Linked DNA regions of Homo sapiens: region 1 is linked to region 2. Evidence: read pairs that join two places in POLR2A ChIA-PET (ENCODE). Cell type or tissue: PC-3. All regions are shown on one strand. Each heading gives the region's core, and the rest is flanking DNA. Links, peaks and the distances in the headings are about the cores only. Region 1 overlaps SRGAP1 (SLIT-ROBO Rho GTPase activating protein 1). Region 2 overlaps SRGAP1 (SLIT-ROBO Rho GTPase activating protein 1).

Region 1 (9,962 bases), core at 1,102-5,101, 180 kb before region 2:
TTTAGGTTAATCCATATGAAATTGATGTTTCTGTAGGTTATTAAAAAGGTGGAAAATCAGCATTTTCTTATGGTTCAACTTAACACATGTTCTCAAGATGACTATTTTGAAGGGTAAAACATGGGGTTAACGAAGAACCTTTACTTATTTTCATAAAATCTGATGATGGCTTTCCTTAAAAATGTAAGCTGGTAAATCATGTTAAAGGCATTACAGAGCCAGAACAAAGTAAGGGCTAAAATATAAAGCACTGGCAGCTTTTTCTGAGCCGTGTGTAATTGGAAAGTTGTCTGTTTTTAGTAATTATTGAACCTGTCTGGGAGAAGTTTGGTTGGCTACTCCAGTTTAAAAGCAAAATAAAATAGCAGTAGGAAGCAGCTGAGCAGCTGGGAAATGAAAAGGGAGTCACCCCGCAGCTGGGCAAACAGCAAAAGGTCAACGAATCTACACACACCTTGCATTTCTTTCTAGGCTTGGCTCTTGTTATTCCCTGCCTGAAGCAAACCCACATACTATTATATTTGGGTCTTGGTTCCAGTTATATCTTAAAATGAGAGGGTGTACACACACACACACACACACACACACACACACGTTGCTCAGCTGTCTGTATTCTTGCTAATAGGAGTGAGGAAATGAGAACATGTGACTCTCATTACACTTGGATGAAAAGGCACCTCAGGCCACCCCGAGTATCTGAGAAATATTTCTTTTAAATAAATTATCGCAAAGAAAAAATCTGAACTTCTGACTCTTGCTTGACTTGGACACTGAGGACTAGTATAAACAGGTAGTTTGCACAAACTAAGCCTGAGAGAAAGGATACTGCGCTGACTGCCAGCAGGGTGTTCCTTACTGACTAGTGTGGGTTAAAAGGAAAACATTTGAGTCTGACCTAACGCTGGAAAGAAAAGAGTGTATCTCATCATAATGTGGTTCAGCACAATAGCTGAGTATTCTCTACCTAGTTCGGTGGTAATTTCCGGAAAGCAAATTTCTTTGTTGAGTTTTCCAATTTGTCTTAGGGTTTCCACTATTCACTAAAATGTTAACAGTTACAGTGAATGAATTTTAAAAGTTGGGGAGATAAACGCTAAAAGCTTTTTCGAGAACTCTAATTGCAGATAATGAATGCAAGTACAAACTGCATTATTTAAAATGTAAGCTGTTGACAGAAGTCAAATGTATTTTGTGTTTAAAATAACAGACAGTTCTCTTTCTTTTTCAGAGAAGTAAAGGAAAGCTTTTATTTTTTACAGGTGCATTTTGAATACATACTGCAAAGAAAATAACAGCTTCTCCACCAGCTTAATGCAAACACAAGCCTTTGCATACCAAATGACCTGACAGGCATATAGCCATGTAAATGTACTCCCATAGCATATTTTCCTGTTTGAATTCTTCTCTACTAAAACTTCATGCATAATTCTCCATTCAATACACCTAATTTATCTTTCTTGCTCCATTTTTCCTCAACTGCTGAAAAAATAGTCAAGTAGAAAACGACCCACGTCATGAATTTCCTTAGGAGATTGGGATATCCTATATGATAACTTGCACAGAAGTTAATATTTTTTTCTTACTGACATGGCCATATCATGTATCTGACACTACTCTTATAGTTTAAATCAAAATAATAAAAATACCTGTAGCAAATTTAATGCTTCGTGTTAAGAAATCACTATATATCTGAAAACTATATGTGTTGGAGAGATCAATAGATTAATGATATAGTTTCTACTTTTTGACTACTGGCTCAAAAGTTAGAAGACACGGATCCCAGGAATGGATCTACAATTACTAGGTGTCGGGAAATTATTTAATGCCTCTTGATTACTTTACAAGGTCGTCATGGATGCCAAATTGTGTGTCCCTGTGTGTGTATTTTTTTAATTTAAATTTTATTGAGTATTTACTATATATATCTATGTATACAATATATACAGATATGTACATATATACGTATAATTTACTTTAGCAAGCATTATATAATGCTCACTATGTGCTAGACATACTTTTCAGCATTTTACGAATAACATATTTAATCCTTCTAGAAACTCTTATGAAATAAGTACCTTTATTCTTCCCTTTATGTTGATGAAAAAACTGAGGCAAAGAGAGGTTATGTAACTTGTCCAAGGTCACACAGCTGGCACAGCAATGGTGGGAACCCAGACAGCCTGGCTTCAGATGAGGTGTTTGGGACTGCTACGCCATAACCTTTGGAAAGTCTAAAGTATCATACAATTGGAAGGCCTCTTTATCTAAGGGATACAGTCACTCTTAGTTATATGTAGGAATAGAGGAAAAGAGAGGATGAAAGATATTTATGTATTCAACATGTGCTTGGTGCTTACCACCCATAACCCACTGATGGGTGTGAAAAGAAATACTTGGTTTCCATCTTCTAAGAGTTTAAAATTTTGGAGACTAAAAAATGGGCCTTTGATATTCTGATGGGCACAGATGAAGGGAGGGCATCCAGGCTAGAAAGATGGTACAAGCAAAGTTCTAATAAGGCAGGGATGCGGGAAAGCACACAGGTGAGGTGGGCATGAGCAGACCAAGATGGCAGAGAAGGGGTCCAGGGAAGAACTTGGAAAGTAGATGGTTGGGTAACAAGCTGAAGGATAAGATTAGATAAGTTGGCATGGGCCAAAGAGTCTTGAAACCCCCACTAAGAAGGGCATAATGTATTCTATAGGTGTTGGTGAATCCACAGTGTTGCAGACAGTATGGTCAAAGCAGTGTCTTAGTAATAACATGGTGGAGATATGCAGGATGGCTTGGGGTGACTTCATTTAGTACGGAGGAAGAGGGAATGGACAATAAGAAAAAGAATCCACGATGACAGTTATAAGGCCTTTTCCCTGTTACCATTCTCTTTGACCTTTTCTTAAACTTGACATGATTCCCTCTACCATGGAGTTCAATGCTATCAGACTGGTCCCAACACCCATCCAAGCAGCAATTTGTGTACCACTCTGAGTCAGTCACTCACGGCTCCCTCCCCAGAATTTATATGTTCCTGCCTCTGCAGCTTCTCCCAAGCAAGTCCCTGAGCTGCTGTCCCCCAGCACCTCCTCCTTTTGACATTTGACCCATTCTCCATGGCAAGCTTAAATCTCACCTATGGCTAAGTGTTCCCTGGCTTCTCAGCCAGAGGGATCTTATTCTTCTGATTGCCAAGACAAGTATTGTCTTTCAAGACAGCTCTTCATTCAGAGTCTTCAGCACATAGCACTTTAGCTATATGTCACAGATCTCTGTGTACCACCCAGATTGTGGACTGTCCTGTAAGAAGAGCCAGGGTACCAGTCATGTTTATGTACCTTCAGATTCTTAAAACTGTCTCATATACAGTATGAGTAAAATAGGTGAGAATCAAATGAAGGATAAGAACCCATTTTATAGTAAGCTTGTCCATCCATTTATTCACTTAACAAATATTTATTAAACATCTACAATGCATCTGGCATTGTTCTTTTCTATCCTCGGCTTCCAAAATAGCACCAGCAATAAATACCTGGGATTGGACTAATGGGATGACAAATAGTTCTAAGTCATTTGTGAAATATGGTTAGTGTTGGAATTTATGGCCTCTCAGAAAAGAAATGATGTGGTGGTTTGGCAGGGAAGGGAGATGAAAAACAGTATGTTAGTGACAATATTTCCTAACTCTATATAGCCTGCTGCTTCACTAAATCCATTAATCACTAAAAGCTCTTCTGAGAAACTACATTCTTTGGGTTTCTTATCAACTACCTAAGATAAAGATCTATTTTCTACAATCAATACATAAGAGGACTCTAACTGTAGCTGAATTTCTGCAAGTGCCAGACTAACCAAACCACTGGGGTAATACCACAGCCTTGGAAGCCCACGCCCATTGTTTCCCAGGAAACTCTCAGGTGCGTGGGGAAAGCCACCAGGGCCACCTTCAGCTGAACCCCAGGAACCTAACACAGCCACAGTACCTCCCTCCAGGTCACAGCCTCTCTTTGGGCAAGCTGTCTCTCTGGCGGCTTGAGACAGTGGTAGTGGGCAGGAATTCCCTCAAAAAGAGCACTCAGGACACGTGTGCCATGATCTTTACATCTGCAATCTCCAGTCTTCTTGCTCTTTAGTATACCTGGCCAAACCCGCTGATGAACACAGACTCTGGAACCAGGAAGACCTGGATTTGAGTTCCAGTGCCATCAATTCTTAAGTGGGCAAGTTTCCTAATGCCCCTGAGCTCCAGTTCCTTCGAGGTAAAATGGGGATGAAATGACAGAATGTAAGCACACAGCACGGTGGGTAGTTATGATTCTTGACAGTGTCTAAGGTATGATGTAGAAGTAACAGTGCAGGCTTTGGGCCTTCATATCCAGGCTCTAAGCAGATAGGTGCAGGCCACTGTCTCCCAAAGGCAAAGCAGCAGAGAGAACTGAGGTACAATAAAAGCAGACCAACAGATGCCTTTTTGCTATTTCATGTTGAGAACTGGGCTAGCACAAACCTCATAAAAACTAAAACAATATATCAGTAAGGATGGCCTTGGAGGCGACTGCAAAGACACACATTTATAAAACACTCCTGAATTCACACTTTGGAAATGCTTTTGGCCTGTCTACACACACCTCTTATAATTAGCGCCTTTTTCAATGTATGGTGACAGTTACTCTAGAATCAGGTAGACATTAGCCCAGGTTTCAGGGTGCAATGTATACTGATTTTATTTATTCATCCACCAAACAGCTACTGAGTGTCTGAATACCAGACACTGTGCTAGGCCTTGAGACTAGAGATGAAAGACATAATCTCTCCCCAGTAGGGGTGACACAAAGGCCAGCCTACTCTTACTGCACTACAAATAGGAAGTGGATATATGCAGAGGTGGGAGAGGGGCAGTTGCTGGACTTCAGGGTAGGCTGAGTGAGAATTAGGTAGAGAAAAATTCCCAGGCTTCTTTGTAATCAGCTTATATTTAAGTCTGGAAGCCCATTTAGGGAGAGAAAAAAATGGATAATATATTTCATTTATATAAAGGATATAAAGGCATGAGAAGCCAGCCCTTAACATACACCTACAATGGATGTCTCTGTTTCTCAGTTCCCATCCCATCCCCCACCTCCCACTTAAGGCCTGCAAGTGAAACCAGAAAGTTTTTTTTCTTTTCTTTTTTTTTTTTTTTTCTTGTTCCCAGCATCAGGGCTGAAAGAGTTGCTGATCCCTGAGGTCATGAGTGGCCAGCAGGACTGTTACAATGATAAACTTTCACAAACCCACCTTCTCTCCCTGGGCCAATGTGGCTCTTCATAAATCAGTGAAAGCAAAGTTTACAAAACTTCAATTACACTTGCAAAGCAGCATTTATAGGACAATTCAGTTTGAGTAGTAGCATACTCATGGTTAAGAGCTCCGACTCATGAGACAGACTGCCTGGGTTCAAATCCTGCCTCTGCCCTTACTTGCTGTGAGGTCTTTGGCAAGTAACCTAACCTTTCTGTGCCTCAATTTCCTTACTGTAAAATCAGAATTACAATATTACTCACTGCCTAAGGTGGTGGGGGGGATAAAATGTGTTAACACATACGAAGAGCACAGAAGAGGCTGACATATAAGTGCACAGTAAATGTCAGCTATTGATATTTGAAAAGAATGCCATTAAATAATTCATTTCAATAACAGGTCATAATTTTTCCATGATTGGAGGGATTGTTGTTTCTAATAGAGGTAAAAGGAAGAAAATCAGCAATATTTCCATTTATATACTACTCTGCTTTTGCACTGCTATAGAGAACCACCTGAGACTGGGTAATTTATAAAGAGAAAGGATTAATTGACTCACAGTTCTGCAGGCTGTATAGGAAGCATGGCTGGGGAGGCTTCAGGAAACTTACAATCATGGTGGAAGGTGAAGGGGAAGCAGGCATGTCTTATGTGTCCAGAGAAGGAGGAAGAGGGCAAAGGGGGAGGTGCTACACACTTTTAAACAGCCAGATCTTGTGAGAACTCTATCATGAGACAGCACGAGCAGGATGGTGCTAAACCATCAGAAACCACCCCCATGATCCAATCACCTCCCACCAGGTCCCACCTCCAACACTGGGTATTACAATTCAACATGAGATTTGGTTGGGGACACGGAGCCAAACCATATCAGTGAATATGTTAAGAATTTTAGCAAAGCTCTTTATTTATTTATTTATTGAGACAGAGTCTCACTCTGTCACCAGGCTGGAGTGTAGTGGTGTGATCTCGGCTCATTGCAACCTCCACTACCCCCTCACACCGGGTTCAAGCAATTCTCCTGCCTCAGCCTCCTGAGTAGCTGGGATTACAGGCGCCTGCCACTGTGAGTGGCTAATTCTTGTATTTTTAGTAGAGATGGGGTTTCACCATCTTGGTCAGGCTGGTCTTGAACTCCTGACCTCATGATCCACCTGCCTTGGCCTCCCAAAGTGTTGGGATTATAGGCGTGAGCCATCGCACCCAGTCTTATTTATTTATTTATTTCATTTAGATGGAGTCTCGCTCTGTAACCCAAGCTGAAGTGTAATGTCATGAGCTCGGCTCACTGCAACCTCCGCCTCCCGGGTTCAAACGATTCTCCTGCCTCAGCCCCCAGAGTAGCTGGGATAACAGGCATTCGCCACCATGCTGGGCTAATTTTTGTGTTTTTAGTAGAGATGGGGTTTCACCATGTTGACCAGGCTGGTCTTAACTCCTGACCTCAGGTGATCCGCCCCCACCACAGCCTCCCAAAGTGCTGGGATTACAGGCATGAGCCACCACACCTGGCCACAAAACTCTTTAGAATGAGCAAATAGACCAAGGTGAACAATTAAATAGCATGAGATACGGTCTTTAGGGCAAGTTTATCAAAGGAAATTTGAGATACGTTGTGACTCCACTGAAATGAAATCAGCATAACAGTTTGAATTTATCATCAAATTATATTTATAATCCAAACAAATGCTTTGAACAAAAGACACTGTCTGGGACTCTGCACCCTGCTGGCTAGGGACTGCCAAGTAACCAAATGACAGGGCAAACGAGATGCAGGGACTAAGTAAAACAAAGGGAAAAATGGAGAACACATATGCAAAGGGAGGAAATAAAGCTAAGAAACATCACAGAAATAATCAGCTTCTGTTCACTGTAGTGTTAATACTTTTGTTTCAGGAGTTATCATACAGAGCGGCATTTTTTTTCTTTTTTGGGGATTTAAAAAATATTTTTATTTGTAATTGACACAAAAAAATTGTACACATTTATGGGGTACAGTGTGATGTTTCCCTCTACACATACTTTGTATAATGATAAAAAATGACTAAAAAAGGTAATGTAGATAAAATGTTTGATGCAAAAATAACATTAATATTATATGAAAATATGTACATTGCTAAAAAGTAAAAGCACTGATACTCATACATTTAGATGGGTCAAATAATGCAGCAGAAAATTCACAGACAGGCTAAAGAAATGTTTGAAATGTGCTCAAGATCAATAATAAGTGAAGAAACATGAGGCAGAATTTTTTTTTTTTTTTTGCTTTGAAAGCTCATCTCACTTGTTTGTAATAGGAAATCACGTCATCCAGAATTTAAAAAGTGACTGTGGGGGCTTGTTGTCAGCTGTCGGGGGCAGGACTTATGTGCAGAGCTAGGTCCGTGGCTCTGGTCAAGGCACTGCCTTGGGTCACTCTGTGCTGGCCCAGGCCTGCTCCATGCCTGGCTGCTGGATAAACCAGTTCTCTTCTGACCCACAAAGCAATCCAATGGTGGGGCAAACTCAGGATCTCTCTCAGCCCAGAGATCTGACTGATGAGGCAGAGTTTTTAACTATTTGTAAAAAAATGAAAGTATCTCATACTACCATTGACACAGCCAGGTGGGAGGGGGTCACTGGAGAAACGCCAACTGGCCTGCCCATGGGATGGAACCTCGGCAAGTTTAGGCCCTTTGCAGTGGGAAGGAGCTGGTCCCTCCTCTTCCTGTGTAGAACCTGAGATTCAGTCTTCCAGTGGGAGAAGCACTGGAGCATGGGACACTGTCCCAGGGAGAGTTCTGTTTCCCCCTTTTCTTCCTTTTCACCAAATAAAACCCTGTCTTACTCACCATTCAAATTGTCTGTGAGCCTAAATTTTCATGGCCATGGGACAAAGAACCCTGTCTTTAGTTGAACTAAGGAAAAGTCCTGCAACACCATAGCATATTGAGATTTTGCCCCTAGTAAATTTACAGAGTAGCATTTTTAATGGAAAGGTCTATGAACAACAAACCTGGATTTTGGTCCTGGCTTTGCTGCAAAATAACTCTGTAACCTCAGCCTTTCTGACCCTCATCTATTAGAGATGACAACATGACAACATGAGGTCTCTCTACAGGATCAAAATTAGGGAGACAATCAAATCTAACTTTATACCTCAGGCACTTTGAAAAGTGTAGGATGAAAGACAAAGTACAAAGTAGAGGCGTGATCATAGAGGGAAAAATTGATCACATAACTTCTGGGTGCAGAAGGCTTCCTTTCAAGAGAATTTTAATATATCCTTTAAAAGGAGAATATCTGATGAAGCTCAGAGGAAATAGTGTAGGATGACATTTAGGAGTAGTATATGAAAACAGTGTCCTTACTGTTATTCCAGTTTTTATTTTCTGTTGGAGCCTTCAGTCTCCCATGCAGAGACTGTGTGACTCTAGGGCAAGGTTTATGTAACTCCTACAAAGGAGGTGGTTGGTTTATGTGCCCTCTTGGATCGTTTCTAACTCTAAAATTCTACTGATATTGAATCCATGATTTCAAATTTTTATCTCATAGTAACTAAATTCTGTAAGAATTTATTATTTGGGGAAACATATATAACATACTTCTCAGTGTCAGGGTAGATGGCAGCTATTTTTTTTTTTTTTTTTTTGAGACAGAGTCTTGCTCTGTCGCTCAGGCTGGAGTGCAGTGGTGTGATCTCGGCTCACTGCAACCTCCTCCTCCCAGGCTCAAGTGATTCTCCTGACTCAGCCTCCCAAGTAGCTGGGATTACAGGTGTCTGCCACCACACCCGGCTAACTTTTGTATTTTTAGTAGAGACAGGATTTCACCACGTTGGCCAGGCTGGTCTTGGACTCCTGACCTCAAGTGATCCACCCACCTTGGCCTCCCAAAGTGCTGGGATTACAGGCATGAGCCACCATGCCCAGCCAGCAGATAAATTTTAACCAAAAGAAAAAGCCAGTATAACAACAAATTGTACTAATTATCTCCTTCTGGTTCTGTTGACCTGAGACAGCAAGGAGTCCACTGTGCTATGCCAGGGATATAAGATTCCTCCGGGAATTCTCCATGGGCTCCAAGGCCATAACTCATCTGCTTTGCTGAACAGAAATTATATCTAGAAATGAACAATGCCCCTATAGTCTGTCTAGCACACTGTTAAATTGATGAACCTTATACAGGGATATCTATTACTCTAGTGACTTTAATTAGCTCCCAAACTGATTATCGATCAATCAGCAAGTGCTCATTAAGGAGGAAAACCCAGGAGCTATTTGGTCTGTGTGGGCTGACATACTTACAGATATGCTACATGCTTCTATTTTTGATGGTTACATTTAAGTTAAATCAGGGCATTAGTCATCTTTTTCAAAATGCTAAATTTAACCATGATTTTTAAATGTTAACATAAATTACAATTAGTTTCATAAGATTTTGGTACTTTAATAAAACTAATGAAAAAGGATCAACTTACCCTAAAGAAGATAAATTGTTTTATGCCTTATTAAAAAGAAAATGTTTCTATTTGTAATGAAAGTAAAGTGTACTTATAAATCTTAATCTGCACTTGCTCTTTCCAGCAGTTATTGGAGGCAGGCTCTACTTTAAGTCTTTGAGTCATAGGTGGGGTTATTGGTTTTGTTTATCTCTAAGGAACTCTTGATCAACATTCATATTCATCAAAAGTTTCTCAAGCCCTCTAC
Region 2 (12,318 bases), core at 4,516-8,515:
ATCATGGAAATTAGAAAATACACAGAGCTGAAAGATAAAAACACTACATATAAAAATTTATGCCTGGCTGGGTGCAGTGGTTCATGCCTGTATTCCTAGCACTTTGGGAGGCAGAGGCAGGCAGATCACTTGAGGTCAGGAGTTCAAGGCCAGCCTGGCTAACATGGTGAAACCCTGTCTCTACTGAAAATACTAAAATTGGTGGGTATGGTGGTGGGTGCCTATAATCCTAGCTACTCCAGAGGTTGAGGTATGAGAATCGCTTGATCCTGGGAGGCGGAGGTTGCAGTAAGCTGAGAATGTGCCACTGCACTCCAGCCTGGGCAACAGAGCAAGACTTTGCCTCAAAAAAAAAAAAAAATATATATATATATATGCCTACCATCCCTTTGTGAGGCTAAGCTGGGCAGATTGCTTGAGCTCAGGAGTTCAAGACCAGCCTTGGTAACATAGTGAATCCCTGTCTCTATTAAAAAAAAAAAAAAATTACAGAATGCAGGTAAAGCAGTACTTAGAGGAAATTTTACAACCTTTTATTTTTATATCAGAAAAGAAAAATAATAACTGAGAAATTAAATAAAAAACTTTAAAAATAATAACTGAGAAAATAAATACAAACCTTAAAAAGGTTCAGCAAATAAAGACCCATGAGAAAAGTAAAAGGGCCAGGCTTGGCGGTCTGCGCCTGCACTCCCAGTTACTCAAGAGGCTGAAGTGAGAGCATTACTTGAGCCCAGGAGTTCCAGGCTATAATGCACAATGATTACACCTGTGAAAAGCACTGCACTCCAGTCTGGGCAACAAAGCGAGACCCTTTCTCTTTAAAAAAAAAAAAGAGGGCAAGAAAGAGAGAAATGAAGAAAAAGGAAGAGTATAATAGGATAAACTAATGAAACAGAAAATACAATACAGTAAATCAATAAAGCAAAAACCTAGTTCTTTGAAAAGACTAATAAACATACTTCTGGCAAGTCAATCAATGAAAAAAGAGAGAATATATACACAGACATTTGTTATTAACAGAAAAGAGGCCTAATTGAAAATAATGCAGAGATTAAGACGATAAAAGGATGCTGTAAACAATTTTATGTCAGTTAATCAGAAAATTTGAACACAATGAGATTTTTTTCTCCTTGATGAAAATGTGAGACCCAGATGACTTTGCAGATGAGTTCTACTAAACATTTAAGAGTCAGATAATTCCAATCTAACATGAACTCCTGCAGAAAACAGAAAAAGGGGAAACAACCTCCAACTAATTTCAAACACTATTACTCTCAGTTCATAATGTAATTATATTAAAAGGAAAAAATAAAATAGTCTTATGTATCTGTTTAAAAAATGTAAATACCAGGCTGGGCATGGTGGCTCACACCTGTAATCCCAGCACTTTGGGAGTCCAAGGCAGGCAAATTGCTTGAGCTCAGGAGTTTGAGACAAGCCTGAGCAACATGGTGAAACCCTGTCTCTACCAAAAATACAAAAAATTAGCCAGGTGTGGTGGTGCATGCTTGTGGTCCCAGCGACCTACTCAGGAGGCTGAGGTGGGAGGACTGCTTGAGCCCAGGAGGCAGAGGTTGCAGTGAACCAAGATCACGCCACTGCACTTTAGCCTGGGCAGCACAGTTAGACCCCATCCCAGAAAAATAAAAGGAAATACCATATATTTACACACACACACCTCATGAGTCAAAGAAGAAATTATTATGAAAATTAAAACATTTTTAGAACTTAATTCTTTACATATCAAAACTAGTGAGATGCAGCAAAGGTAGTAGTTTAAGGAAAATTATCATGAATATTTATTAGGGAAGAAAAGATGCCTTTCTTAGGGTTAACGCTTACATTAGAAGAAACAGTCATATTAGAAAGAATGATTATATTAGAAAAGGAATTGTATTCCATTTCATGCTGATGTTAAAAAGAGGAAAAGGTGTTTATGTTAGAAGTGTTACATTTTAAAAGATGCTTACATTCTAAATACTTATATTAGTAATAGCGTTTATATTATAGAAAATAACTGTATTATCTTAAGTGCTTATATTAGAAAATAAGGATAAAAAAGAATGAGCTATGTGTTCAACTTAAGAAAATAGGTAAAGAACAATAAATTCAATGAAAATGAAAACGATGATAGTAAAGATAAGAGCAGAAATTCACAAAACAGAGAAGAAAAACCAACAGAAACAGATAAACTAGCCAGGTGCAGAGGTTCACACCTGTAATCCCAGCACTTTAGGAGGCTGAGGCGAGTGTATCATTTGAGGCCACGAGTTCAAGACCAGCCTGTTCAACATGGTGAAACCCCATCTCTACTAATTATACAAAAATTAGCCAGGAGCCAGGCATGGTGGTGCATACCTGTAATCCCAGCTACTTGGGAGGCTGAGGCACCAAAATCACTTGAACTGGGAGGTGGCGGTTGCAATGAGCCACTGAATGCCAGCCTGGATGACAGAGTAAGACCTCGTCTCAAAAAAGACAAACTACTTTAAGATTCAGCAAGAAAAGGCAAAAATAAATATTTTTAAATAATATATTTTTAATTCATTACAGATCAGCCTATGTTTTTAAAATAAGAGAATACTATCATCAGTATTATTTCAATACATTTTAAATCTTATACAGAATGAATACATTTCTAGAAAAATATAATTTATCGGCCAGGCACAGTGGCTCACGCCTGTAATCCCAGCACTTTGGGAGGCCGAGGCGGGTGGATCACCTGAGGTCAGGAGTTCCAGACCAGCCAGGCCAACATGGCAAAACCCTGTCTCTACTAAAAATACAAAAATTAGCTGGGCATGGTGGCACGCACCCGTAAACCCAGCTACTTGGGAGGTTGAGGCAGGAGAATCGCTTGAACCCAGGAGGCAGAGGTTGTAGTGAGCAGATTGCGCCATTGCACTCCAGCCTGGCAACAAGAGCGAAACTCCATCTCAAAAAAAGAAAAGTATAATTTATCAAAACTGACATGAGAAGAAATACACAGCACAAATAATCCTGTAACTAATAAAATGATTAACTACTGATTAGCAGTTTAAAAATTATTCATACAAGGAAACTAATTAGACTCAGATAAACAGTTCTACTGAACTCTCAATGAAAGAAATATTTCAAAGTTTCAAAATCTTCCACAAAATAGCCTCACTCACGCTGTGAGGCTAGTATAACAGATTCGTGGTCAGGCTTGATGGCTCTATGCCTGTAATCCCAGCACTTTGAAAGGCCGAGGCAGGAGGATTGTTTGAGCCCAGGAATTCTCTGAGTCCAGGAATTCAAGACCAGCCTGGGCAGCAAAGTGAAGCCCCATCTCCCCACCCTCCCCTCCAAAAAAAAAACATAGACAGCGACATTATTAAAAAGTAAAATCATAGGTCTGTTTTTTTCCCAAGAATTTAAAGACAAAAATACTAGATATTAGCAAACTGAATCCAACGGTGTATACAGACAGACAGACACACACACACACACACACACCACACACAAAATACAACGAAGATAGCCTTAATGCAAAGAAGGTTAAATATTAGGAAATCTATAAATATTACTCATCACATTAACAGAGTAAAGAAGAAAAAACATAATATCAACAGATTCAAAAAGAAAAAGAAGGTAACATTCAACCACCTATTAATGATTAAAACTTCAAGTAAGCAAAGAATACAAAAGATTTGCACTTTACCTATTAAAGAGTATCTATAATAAACTGAAAACAACCATCATTCTTCAAGGGAGGAGGGGCCTGAAAGCATTCCTTTCTCAATGGAAAACAAGAATGCCAAGGTTGGCACTTTCACTAATTTTGTACTGGAAATTCTGCCTAGGGCAAAAATATAAGAAAAATAAATCCATAGGGCTTATAAATGAGAAAATAAAATCATCTTTATTTATAAATAATGAGTGTTTTTTTTACCAAACAAGGGAAAAAATTCTTTGAAATAGCAGACTAGCAAAGTGGCTATGTAAAAGTAAACTGCAGCCAGGCACGGTGGCTCATGCCTGTAATCCCAGCACTTTGGGAGGCCAAGGCGGGTGGATCACTTGATGTCTGGAGTTTGAGATCAGCCTGGCCAACATGGTGAAACCCTGTCTTTACTAAAAATACAAAAAAAGTTGCCAGGTATGGTGGTGCACACCTGTAATACCAGCTACTTTGGAGGCTGAGGCAGGAGAATTGCTTAAACATGGGAGGCGGAGGTTGCAGTGAGCCGAGACCATGCCACTGCACTCCAGCCTGGGTGACAGAGCAAGACTTCGTCTCAAAAAAAAAAAGTAAATTGCAGACCAGGTGTGGTGGCTCACACCTGTAATCCCAGCACTTTGGGAGGCCAAGGTGGGTGAATCATCTGAGGTCGGGAGTTCGAGACCAGCCTGGCCAACATGGAGAAATCCCATCTCTACTAAAAATACAAAATTAGCTGGGCGTGGTGGAGCATGCCTGTAATCTTAGCTACTTGGGAGGCTGAGGCAAGAGAATCGCTTGAACCCAGGAGGCGGAGGTTGCAGTGGGCCGAGATCACGCCAGTGCACTCCAGCCTGGGTAAGCGAAACTCCATCTCAAAAAAAAAAAAAGCAGTAAATTGCATTTCTGCATAATAGAAAGTAGAAAACACTCTTGAAAGAGATCTCATGAACATTAGTCATAAAAATAGCATCCTGATATAAATCTAAACAAAAATATCAAAAGCATAAAACTTTACACAAAGATATTTTAAAACAACTAAATAAATGGAGGAATACTCATATTCACAGGTAGGAAGAACTAATATATAGATGCCAATTCTTCCCTAACTGATTTATAATTTCACGCAATTCCAATCAAAATGCCAATGTGTTTTCAATGGAAGGCCAACTAATTCTAAAATTTACTTGGAAGAGAAAGGAGCAAGATCAGAAGATACTTCTGAAAAAGAAGACAGAAGGAAGATTTAGCTTACCAGACATAAAGACTTATTACAAAGCTATAGTAGTTAAGATAGTGTGATTGGTATTGGTGCAAGAATAAATTAACCAACGGAACACAATAGAGTGTCCAAAAATAGAGTTTTGCGTATGTGAAACTTTCATCAAAACAGAAGCAGCTAGCATATCATTTCTTCAAAAAGACTATTAGCACATGGAACCCAAGAAAGGTCATTTAAATGAAAAGAACTTTAACAAAATTCCTAGCTCACACAAAATAAAAAACTTCAGATGAATTAAAAACATACGCCGAAAGCAAAATTTTACAACATTTAGAAGATGACACAGACAGGTATCTTCCTGACTTTAGAGTGGGGAAGGATTATTTAAACACCAAATATAAATAATTGATACATGTGAACAGATTAAAAATGAACAACTTCTATTTATTAAGAGGATCTTTTTATTTATTTATTTATTTATTTATTTATTTATTTATTTATTTAGAGACGGAGTTTCGCTCTTGTTGCCCAGGCTGGAGTGCAATGGTGCGATCTTGGCTCATCCCCACCTCCTGGGTTGAGATGATTCTCCTGCCTCAGCCTCCCAAGGAGCTGGGATTACCAGCGCCTGCCACCATGCCCAGCTAATTTTTGTATTTTTAGTAGAGATGGCGTTTCGCCATGTTGGCCAGGCTGATCTCAAATTCCTGACCTCAGGTGATCCACCTGCCTCAGCTTCCCAAAGTGCTGGGATTACAGGCATGAGCCACCAAGCCCAGCCTAGAGGATCTTTTTAAAAGTGAAAACACAAGCTACAGACTGGGAGCAGATATTTGCAACAGATATAACTGGCAAGAGACTAACATCACGAACATACTAAAACAAAACAAAACTCACAAATCAATAAGATATACACACCTACTGTGTACCCACAAAAATTAAAAATAAAAAGGAAGAGAAAATAATTCTGGCTGGGCATGGTGGCTCACGCCTGTAATCCCAGCACTTTGGAAGGCCAAGGAGGGCAATCACTTGAGCCCAGGAGTTCAAGACCAGCCTGGGCAACATGGTGGAACTCCGTCTCTACTAAAAAATACAAAAATCAGCCGGGTGTGGTGGTGCACGCCTGTAGTCCCTACTTGGGAAGCTGAGGCATGAGAATTGCCTGAACTTGGGAGGTGGAGGTTGCAGTGAGCCATAGAGATGGTGCCACTGCACCCTAGCCTGGCTGATAGAGTGAGACTCTCCCTCAAAAAAAAAAAAAAAAAAAAAAAAAAAAAAAACACCATTTTTCATGTTGACTGCTGCTTGTTCACCAAAATCTCTTCTTTCATGCTGTGACCATCAAGTTATAATTAGAAACAGGGCCATCCAGAGAGACTATATTTCCCAGCTTCCCTTGCAGCAAGATGTGGCCATGTAACTAAGTTCCCACTGGTTAAGTAAGTGGAAATTATGTGTACTAGTAAGGGCTGGGTTTGAAAACCGTGGACATGTGCTCCTTAAGGCTGATTTTCCTTCCTACAAGCTGAAACACTGAAATACTTAAAATCTGGTTTCAAAGAGTAGACAAGTTCATTTATCTAGGTAATGGCAGAACCACAAGATGGAAGGAAACTTAATAATGGGGCAAAGATGTCCTGCTGGCCTGGATTGGACATCTCCAGTCTGTTACCCGAGAAAGAAAAAAATCTCTCTAGTTTAAAGTCACTGTTTGGGGGGTTCTCTTTATTATAACAGCTTAGCCTCTTCTTTAACTAGCACATTGCTCAATGCTAAGTGTTTTTCAGGCTGTGGAACTCTCCTCCCCTGCTAATAAGAGAAAGGTTTGACATTACCTGGTAAAGATGAACATGCACATTCCCAGTGACCCAGCAAGTACACCTAGAGAAACTCTTCTTGTACGTATACATCAGGAGACACCTACAGCATTTTATACACTATTACTATTCATGATAGCAAAAAAACTATAAATAATTCAAATGTCATATAGAATGAATCAATAGCTTGTAGTATTTTTTATGCACTGGAATATTATGCACCAGAGAAAGCACACAGTGTGGCAGTGAAATTATAGTTGCATACATTAAGGTAGATTAATCTTAACATAATAATATTGAGTATAAAATTGAAGTCATAAGAATACATATTATTAATTTTTTATTAGGGAAAATTTCAAGCATATGCAAAAATAAAGAGAATAATATAATTAACCTCGTGCACCCACGGATTATCAATTCATTTTGTATTTTATCTGTATCCCTACGTATTTCTTCCCTCCCCAAGATTACTTTCAAGAAAATCCCAGATGTCCTAATTTCATCCATTATTACTCAGCATGTATCTTTAAAAGATAAAGATTTGTTATACATGCCAAAACACTACTATTCCAATTTTTAAAATTTACACCAATTCATCAATATTATTAAAAATTCAGAAAGTGTTCAAATGGCCCTATATTCTTGATATATGAATGCATCCTAATCAAAACTATAAAGAAAGCTACAAAATGACAGTAAAGCTTTACAGAAAACAAAGGAATTATTAATACTAAGAGTGGCAGTGGGAATGAAGGGAGATTTGCTAGGAAAGGGACATTCCATGGGGGTTTCTAAGGCACTGGTAATGTTTCTTTCTTAACCTGGGTGGCTAGCACTGAAGTATTCAAAGCTACTATTCTTTAAACTGTAAATAATCATTTTCTGTACCTGTTTGTATGTATATTTCACAAAGCAAGCAAGCAAAGAAGCAAGCTTGCTCTCCCAAACACACATGCCAACTAAGCTCAAAGCAAGGAAAAACCAAAGTATATAAATGAGTTGTAAACAAATGAGAAATTTGGTTGTCCCATGGACAAATCTGATTATCAGAGGTTCAATCCAGAGGCTAAGCTTTGCTTGGATTTACCTTGCCCACTCCTGTACTCAAGGAGGGTGGAGTTGAAAGTCAGATTCTTACATTTAGCCTGAAAATTTACCAAAGGCCAGGTATACTGTGGCCCAAAGACACAGAAAGTACTAACTATACTAAATAGGAAAGTTAAGCAGAAATTCCTCCTCCCGTGCATTGCAGCTTGTTTTGCACATACACAACTCAGTGTATCCCTCATGGTGCCCATGCAAAGCAATGGTGACTGGCTCACTGTAGGTGCTCAATACTGTTAGCTCTGGTTATGATTATCTTTAATTATTATTTCACCTTCCATTTTACAGTCTTTCTTCAATTATTATAAAAACAATTAACCACATCATAAAATGTTCTTCAAAAACCAGTGGTAAAGACTGCATAACATTGCATGTATACAGTTAGTTAACAATTTACCAGTGGAATTTAGTTAACCATTCCCCACTGTTGGACATTTAGAATGTTTCCAGCTGAGTGACTTTCTAAAGAAATTATAAACCATTTGAATTCAACTTAAAATTTTGTGGTAATAGGCCGGGTGCGGTGGCTCACACCTGTAATCCCAGCACTTTGGGAGGCCGAGGTGGGTGGATCACCTGATGTCAGGAGTTCGAGACCAGCCTGGCCAACATGGTGAAACCCCGTGTCTCCTAAAAATACAAAAAATTAGCCGGGCATGGTGGCGGGTGCCTGTACTCCCAGCTACTCATGAGTCTGAGGCAGGAGAATTGCTTGAACCCAGGAAACGGAGGTTGCAGTGAGCCAAGATCTTGCCATTGCACTCCAGCCTGGGCAACAAGAGTGAAACTCCATCTCAAAAAAAAAAAAAATTTTGCGGTAATACTTGTTTGGACATCCTAGATAATTCTGAATGATCACCATGCTTATTTGCAGTATAAAGGAATTATTATTCCAAATTATTCCTCTTCTCATGTAATAAATGTTTAATGAGGCCCTGTACTAAAGCGTGTGGGAGATGCACAGACAATGATTTCTAATATCAAAGTGCTTTCTAGTGAAACAGAAGCAAATTAGCAGTCATAAGTGGAATTTTCATTCCTACATTGATTTTAAAAGAAAATACTTTTCTCAAGACTATGAGATTAAGGCAGTGACTTTATCTGATGTCATAAGAATCTTTTTCACCCACAGGTAAGTCAAATCCACTGACTGAACTACAGTTTTCATTTTCCATACAGCATCACTGAACAGAGGTAGAGACAATTTAAAACAAAAGTTATTCTTAAATACGTGGCAGCCCAGGGCCAGGAATGTGCTTTTAGGCTTTGTTACTTGCACTTGCATGAAAAATAATGACAAAATATAAAATCCACCTTATAATGAGCTGGGAATCTGTATGCATTGTCTATTCTATTTCCCTTTTAAATTCCACCATGAAACCCACTCCACTCTAAAAGCACATGGCACTCTCTTAGGATAATTCAAGATTAGTCCACTTTGGAATTCATTCTGGTAAAAAGACTAGTGATTACGTATTTGAATTTCAAAAAACCTATCTAAATCAGAATGCAACAAGATACAGCAGATAGAACAACATGCTGGGCGAGGTGGCTCATGCCTGTAATCCCAGCACTTTGGGAGGCCCAAGGCTCAAGCAGGTGGATCACTTGAGTTTGGGAGTTTGAAACCAGCCTGGGCAACATGGCCAAAACCCGTCTCTACAAAAAATACAAAAATCAGGCGTGATGGCAGGCGCCTATAGTCCCAGCTACACAGGAGGCTGAGGTGGCAGGATCACCTGAGCCTGGGGAGGTTGAGGCTGCAGTGAGCTGAGCCGAGATTGGGCCACTGTGCTCCAGCCTGAGCAACAGAGCGAGACCCTGTCTCAAAAATAAATAAATAAATACAGTAGATAGAAAGAAAACCAGCATTAAAGAGATAACAATGACTAACATTTGTTGACTATTATGTGCCAAGCCTGTGATAAATGTTTTCCTCACTGCAATCTCACAAAGACAACAAGGAGGCCAGATGCAGTGGCTCACACCTGTAATCCCAGCACTTGGGGAAGCTGAGGCAGGTGGATTGCTTGAGGTCAGGAGTTCGAGACCAGCCTGGCCAACACAGTAAAACTCTGTCTCTACCAAAAATACAAAAAAATTAGCTGGGCATGGGGGTGCATGCCTGTAATCCTAGCTACTTGGGAGGCTGATGTGGGAGGATCACTTGAACCTGAGAGTCCCGCCACTGCACTCCAGCCTGGGTGACAGAGCAAGACTCGGTCTAAAAAAAAAAAAAAAGAAAGAAAGAAAGAAAAGAAGACAACAAGGTAAGTACTACTATTATCCCTATTTTACAGATGAAGAAATTGACTCTTAGAGATCACACAACTAATCAGTGACAAGGCTAGACTGCTAACACCGAAGTTCCTGGTTTTTTATTATTTATTTATTTTTTAAAAATTAGAGATGGTGTCTCGCCATGTTGACCAGGCTGGTCTCGAACTCCTGGTCTCAAATGATCCTTCCATCTCTGCCTCCCAAAGTGCTGAGATTACAGGTGTGAGCCACCGTGCTTGGCCCAGAGTTCCTGGTTTTAAATACCATGTTCTGTTTCTTCCCAGTCTAACATATCAACAGGGGAGAGTAGATAATGCTGTCAATAAATTAGAAAGTAGTTCTGAGCTGACAAAATTACCTTTACATAACTGTCTCTAAACCAAACTTCTTTTTTTCTGAGATGGAGTCTCGCTCTGTGGCCCAGGCTGGAGTGCAGTGGCACAATCTCAGCTCACTGCAACCTCTGCCTTCTGGGTTCAAGTGATTCTTGTGCCTCAGCCTCCAGAGTAGCTGGGATTATAGATACATGCTACCACACCCGGCTAATTTTTGTGTTTTTAGTAGAGACGAGATTTCACCATGTTGCCAAGGCTGGTCTCAAACTCCTGGGCTCAAGCAATCCACCCGCCTCGGCCTCCCAAAGTGCTAGGATTGATTACAGGTATGAGCTACCATGCCCATCCTCTAATCCAAAATTCTGCCTTCAAACTGCTAAAGCATAAATAGACTAATTAGACAAACAATTTATTCCCTTTTCTTTATTTTGTTAGTTGTTTGAATTGAAGTGAAAATAGGTAGCATGAATAAAATTTTTTAAGCTGTCTCTCCTTGGCCGGGCATGGTGGCTCATGCCAATTATCCCAGCACTTTGGGAGGCTGAGGCAGGAGCTCAGGAGTTTGAGACCAGTCTGGGCAACATGGCGAAACCCTATCTTTACAAAAAAAAAAAAAAAAAATAGCCAGGTATGGTGGTGTGTACCTATATTCCCAGCTACTTGGGGTGCTGAGGCAGAAGAATCGCTTGAGCCCAGGAGGTCAAGGCTGCAGTGAGCCTTGTTCACCCACTGCACTGCAGCCTGGGTGACAAAGCAAGATCCTGTCTTGAAGAAAAAAAAAAAAAAATTGGCCAATTTACAAAGACTCTAAAACCTAGAACAGACTTGAAGCTGTCTGGCTCCTAAACTGGTCAACATAGCACAGGAGTAAACAAACCAATATAGATTGTCAGAGCTGAGATTTACTACCCTGTATTATAATCCAGCCCTCATGTGTTTCAGAAGGTCATGCTTTGCTCAAAATTTTCTCCAAAACTATCCCTTAATATATTCTGAAGTTCATGAAACTAACCGGGTTTTCAGGGCACTGTAAAGGCCTTGTTGCAGTAGCGCAATCAGCTTCACCAAAACATCAGGCAAATCATATTTGTACATATTAACCATGTTGTTTTTCTAGACCTTAAAGGCCACCCTGTGAAGCTGCTGCCTGGGTATTGTGGTCTCTTAAAATGGTCCTGGTGAAAAAAACAACTTGGTTAGAGTTAATCAATGTAATTAACTCCTGTTCACAGACGACGGTTTCCTTGCTCTCTTAGTTCCAACAATGACTCCTTCAATGAATGTAAAGTCTCAATAGGTAACTGTTCTATCTCCTATTTAGATATCTACTATGTGAGGAATCTACAAGTGAATTATCGCTACTGAAAAGAAGATAACCTGGGTTCTGGTCCCAGGTACGTCTTAATTGTGCAACTCTGTCATTAAGCCTCCCTGCATCATGTAATGAGTGGGTTGGAGAAAAAATGTTAAAAGTCCCTCCCAGCTATAAAGTTTTAATTCATAACTTAAATTGCTGTCACTTCCTATTCTATGTTGAAGAAAGAATGTAAGATGCAGACACAGGTTCCATATTGCTATGGCATGATGCAGGGCCATACCAAATCAAATTGGCATTTCCTCATGTTCCATCTGCTACTAAAATGTATTATTTGTATGTCAGGCTGCAGAGTGGTCAAAGAACAACAGATTTTCTTGGCACTCCCTGTACATATTCCATGTAGATAAATATGGTGCTATCTCTAGGAAAATACTACAAATAATAACTGTCAATTCTTAGCAACTAGCAACATGCATTATTAAAAACAAACACAGCCTCTCATCTATAAGTTCCACTTCATAAAACATGTCTTTATGAGTCTTTATTGTTCCCAT

What was found. Peaks named below come from ENCODE experiments on the same cell type or tissue, not always from the same donor. Only the 100,000 strongest peaks of a DNase experiment are listed, where the experiment ranks them.
Region 1: POLR2A ChIA-PET joins it to region 2 with 7 read pairs; 9 of 35 experiments call an interaction of 5 or more read pairs at or near these places.

What each region holds. Positions count from the first base shown.
Region 1 is chr12:64,030,261-64,040,222 of GRCh38, reverse strand. All of the region lies in intron 4 of SRGAP1 (SLIT-ROBO Rho GTPase activating protein 1), which reads right to left. Among named protein-coding and RNA genes, the nearest start is that of KICS2, 190 kb to the left of the region's middle. In PC-3, for the core only: no CTCF peak of the experiment used is centred there; no DNase peak of the experiment used is centred there; H3K27ac peaks cover 456 bases.
Region 2 is chr12:63,849,346-63,861,663 of GRCh38, reverse strand. All of the region lies in intron 1 of SRGAP1 (SLIT-ROBO Rho GTPase activating protein 1), which reads right to left. Among named protein-coding and RNA genes, the nearest start is that of SRGAP1, 11 kb to the right of the region's middle. In PC-3, for the core only: no CTCF peak of the experiment used is centred there; no DNase peak of the experiment used is centred there.